Regions from separate parts of the Mus musculus genome. Here region 2 is linked to region 1. A link is a loop called in an ENCODE intact Hi-C map of the cell type or tissue named here. Cell type or tissue: left cerebral cortex. All regions are shown on one strand.

Region 1 (2,500 bases):
AAGATAAAGGTATCTGATCCCATTATAAATGGTTGTTAGGCACACTGTGAGTGCTGGGAACAAACCCAGATTCTCTGAAATAGGAAGAGTTTTTAACCACTGAGCCATCTTTCCAGCCCCAAGGCACTCTGCATAGACTGAACAGCCTTCTTCCATTTTTTAAATGTTGTCTGGCTTTTCTGACCAAGAACTTATACAGCTTAAGAGATCTCTTTCAAATGACTGGAAATTGGTCCTATTAAAATTCTTAATATTCTTCTATTTTAACATATATATAAAACTCATGGATTTTTAAAATATTTGAAAGTTTTAATACACACAGTTGTTATCCTTATGGATGTACATATCTTCCCATACTTGGTAAATGTGATATGTGTCCCAATTGGCTCAGTTTGAAACAAACTCCATCCCTCTTTGATGACAAGACATTCCAGAATCATCTCATTTCTTTAACAGGGCCAAGATTTCACTATTATTGTAAAAAGCTCTATGCCTCTTTTGATAAGTTTTAAAATCATATTCAGGAGAAATTTTCTTAATGCCATGCTGAGGCCTTGCCTATGGTAAGTGAGCACCCTTTCACTGAGCTATAGCCTTAGTCTGCCCTGCCCCCACTCCCTCTTGAGACAGTTTTGGTCCATACTGCTTGGTTGCCTTGAGATCACTGTGCAAACCAGAATGATCTTGAACTTTCAGCCAACTTCCTGCTTCAGTGTATTTTGTGCTGGTGTTACAGGCATGAACCGCCACCAGAAGCAGAAATATTTCTTTTGTTGATATAGCTATTTTCTGATTAGTATGGTAACACTCCCTTAGATAATAACTACCGTAAAGATATTATTGGAAATGATAGCACCACCATCAAGAACAGAGTCAGAGTTAATATTCGTTGTCCTATAGCATCTTCACATTGAAAGAATTCAACCATTCTTACCTTATGCTGTGTAGAAAAGAACCCAGGATGTTTGACATGTCAAACAGCTACACAAAATAGGATGGATAAATATTTTAATCTGTCTATATTTTTTGAAAAATTCCAACATTAGCTATTAAATATCTGTGGCACATTGTTGTTTGCAGGACATTTTAAATACAGGAAATACAGATTGTGCCAATGCTGTTTTGCTATAATTGTTGGTGGAGGCCGAAGAGCATCTGAGAACTTGCAGGAATCTACTGAAAACCAAGCAGAATTCCATTTCTATTCAATAGAAATGAAAAGAGACCAAAATGACAAATCTTTCCAGAGCCAGGAAATATTTTTAACTTGTCAGCCTTTCCTTTGTAACGAGTATAATCAAGCTCTTAAGATGTTTAAAGCTGGGGGTTTAAATGATGAGCCGCAGGAAGCCTCCAGCTCTAGCTGCAAGCTTGTAATTGTTTCCAATGAGAGGGCTTGTTTATATTTTTAAATGATCTTTATTAGCCTAAAAGCATAAAAAGAATGAATTTTCTTTGTCTAAAAATTTTAATCATGAAGGAACCAATGCTACAGAAAATAATATGCACTAATCACACAAAGCATCTTTAATATCTTTGTCGCCCCCCCCCCCAAGTGTTTCTAATGCAAAAAGCATCCTGGGAACTGCTTCACCCAGTTGGCCCAAATCATAGCTGTATCACTGGTTGCCGCCCCATTTGCAGCTTTTATGACTAAAGGAGGGCGGGGTGGTGCTTTTGATAAAGTTTGGCAGGCTTCCTTTTTTATGGTGTGTGAATGTACAAGGAACTATTTGTGAATACAGCAGCAGTGTTCTTTACTCTGTCATTTGCTTATAGGCATCTATTAACCATGCTAATTTATCAAACATTTACCATTCCTTTAAATATAATTCAGAATGCATTCTTCTAAATCACTTATTCTCAAAACGTGGTTACCAAAGCAAAAACATAAGCACCCCTTGGGTGCTTGTTAAAAGGAGAACTCTTCACTGTCAAACCAGACCTTCTGAATGAGACATCTAGCTGATGATGCTTTGCAAGCCCCCCTAGTGACTCTGCTGTGCATTGAGAGTTTGCATTTCTTTACCAATTTGCATGTAAGGGCTGACTGTATAGCTCAGTGGTAGTGCACTTGTAGCATGAATGAGGTCCTGCGTACACTACAAAAAGCACAATGACCCATATTGCATATCCAGTCAAATGTGTAAGACGTGAACAAAGCCCAACTCAAACATTTCCATATTGATTGCTAACTTAATCAAATGCTTTCAATACTTAATCACAAAATATTGATTGCAGAGTCAATTGATATTTTGATGATAAAACAGGCTATAATGTTTTTACTGCTTTCATTGGTATTATTTTTGTTTATCTTTATACCTCCTTTTTAAAAATCCTTTCACAGTCCCAGAATTAAAACATCGCTGGGATGTAGATGCCTTTGCATCCTTTCAAGGTTTTTGTAATTTGACCAGGATGGAAAGAAAAAAAATCTTCAGAAGACAGGGATACAATTTAAGTGGATTTTTAAGCACTTGATTCTGGTTAGTTAGTGAGA
Region 2 (2,500 bases), 59 kb before region 1:
TCTAGAGGTTAGTGATCTGTAAGTGATTCTATTAGAAAATATTGGCCCATGATTCAGTCCTAGTTTTATTAGACATGGATCACTGAACCCCTTCCATTACACCATGCTCTAATAAAACGGTGCCATTTTTGCAGTACCTGGAGCATTATTTTCTTATAGGCATAACTTATGCATCCAAATGAGACATTAACTGTCTTTTAGTAGGTCACACAGCGTAGCAGGGCTCTGATTGCTAAGAATGTTTTGACTCTTCATTTTAAACGGTTGCTGGAATATGAGATGTGTTCTGATACATTACAAAAAGCTGTAGGTATATAGCAGTGGTTCTCAACCTGTGGGTTGTGACTCTCTGAGGAGGGGGTGTCAAATAACCCTTTCACAGGGGTCACCTAAGAGGATTGGAAAACACAGATATTTACATTGAAATTCATAACAGTAACAACAATAAAATTAACTTACTGTTGGGGGTCACTACAACATGAGGAACTGTGTTAAAGGGTCACAGCATCAGGAAGGCTGAGAACTACTGGGGTAGGAAACACTTAGTCTTCCCATTTAAACACTGTTTTGAAAATAGAATTACTTTATTTAAAGTTTAGAAAACAAGGTTACTTTGAAGAATAATTTGAAGTTGAAGGTGAAGCTGATGGACACTTAAAACACTGTCATGAAGAAGCGAAGAATTGTGGTTTTGGTTAGGTGTTTTGTTTTTTGTTTTGTTTTGTTTTGTTTTTCAACTTGACACAAGCTTGAATCATCCAAGAAGGAGGAATCACAGCTAGGAAAACACATCTATCAGATTAGACTACAGGCAAGCTTGTGGGGGCATTTTATTATTATGGGGGGGGGCACCATTCCTGGGCAGGTAGTCCCGAGTATATATATAAAAAAAAGCAAGTTGAGCAAGCCAGAGGGAGCAAGCCAGTAAACATAGTTTCTCTATGGTCTCTCCTTCAGTTCCTGCCTCCAACTTCTTGCCCTGACTTCCCTGGGTGATGAAGTGTTATCAGGATTAGTAAGCCAAATCAACCCGCTCCTCCCCACATTGGTTTTGCATATGGTGTTTATCACAGTAATGGACAGAAAACTAGGACAGTAAGTAGGCATAGCTAAATGTTCTATTATTTGCTTTCTTCAACCAATGTAGACTGACTTGAACACTTCCCAGGGGAGTCGTCCCTCCCTGCAATGCTCATATAAGAGAACAAGTCTGATAGAAGCCAAGCTTTCCATTCATGCTTTGTTGTTATTTTCTGCCTTAGTATCCCAGGTGAGTTGTTTCTTCACTACTTCTTATTCTACATCTGTTTAATCTGGATCCAAACTTCTAATTTGCAAGACTGTGTGCTTTCAAATGAGAGGGTGTGAACAAATCTCGTACAGTGCCTGGCTTTCAGCAAGCTCTTTACATATTACTTACCTTGCTGCATGTCTTTCATTCCCATTACTTGGGTCTCATGGCCTGGTTTTCTAAAATCGCATGGCTTGTACAAGCTTTCATAATCAAATGGAGGCAGCCCTGCAGTTAAACTTGGCACATCTAGATGGAGCCAGATTAATAGCTTTCTCATGCTGCATCATTCCAAATACAGCACAGCTTTTCTTTTAGACAGCAAAGAACACTGGAGAGGAGACATCTGGAAAAACCTATGTGCTTTTTAAGCAGCATCATAGGATCAGGGAGGGGGAACCTAATGACTGTCAGACTTTTCAAAATAAATGTCCCAACTGTTGACCAACTGTATGTTTGTGAACACAAACCTCCTCTTGTATTAGCTATTAGTCATTGTCATTTATGACTGGAAATCAGGCTTTTAAAGCTTCTAAGTGTCAATTGAACTATTTTCAACTATGCTTTTGAGTGGCGTTTTTATTAACATATATTCAGTGAAATGACAGGTTTCATAAATGATGCTTTCATCCAAGTACATGATACACTTTGACCATATTCATGCCTCATTACTCTCTCTGCTCCCTTCCTCTCCTCTTGGCCACTGACGGCTTTTGCCCAAAAGGGTCCCTCAGATACATTCATTTTCATTTATAACCATTTACTTGAAATTTCACCTTTCATATTAATTCTGAGGTTTTGTTCCTTCTTGGTCCTCTTCCTAGGATGCTGTCTGCTGTGTTTCTTTATGGCAATATTAACCAAGAAAGGATGCACTCACATGAGCAATTTTAGATAATTTTTGAAAAAAAATTACTTAGAAATAGTTTCTTTTGAAGTTGGTTAGAACAAACAGAAAGCAATGGTGCTAGAACTCAGACTACTATCAGTGGGGCTGTTACTGCCATGTAGCCCAGAGCAATGAAGGAAGAGAGCATTGGTTGGAACCCAAAAGGAGAGATCCAAGGTGGGGCAATCTTGAAGAAAACAGTGCATCTGTATTAAGAATAGGTCAAACCAAGGTGTCAAGCAAAGAGTGGAAGAATCAGTTAGAATGTGTAGCTCCACTCCACTCTATTCTTCCATTCCCCTTCTATGACCCCTCCAGTG

Evidence for each region. Hi-C counts contacts between places; a loop is a spot of excess contacts. Peaks named below come from ENCODE experiments on the same cell type or tissue, not always from the same donor. Only the 100,000 strongest peaks of a DNase experiment are listed, where the experiment ranks them.
Region 2: a loop joins it to region 1, with 4 times the contacts of the local background. A loop is called at or near these places in 2 of 42 quality-filtered maps.

The regions. Positions count from the first base shown.
Region 1 is chrX:10,291,043-10,293,542 of GRCm38, forward strand. The region is part of intron 4 of Otc (ornithine transcarbamylase); the gene reads left to right. Among named protein-coding and RNA genes, the nearest start is that of Otc, 40 kb to the left of the region's middle. In left cerebral cortex, no CTCF peak of the experiment used is centred here; DNase peaks (open chromatin) are centred at 1,256 and 1,653.
Region 2 is chrX:10,231,688-10,234,187 of GRCm38, forward strand. No RefSeq gene overlaps it. Among named protein-coding and RNA genes, the nearest start is that of Rpgr, 16 kb to the left of the region's middle. In left cerebral cortex, a CTCF peak has its summit at 1,533; a DNase peak (open chromatin) is centred at 1,538.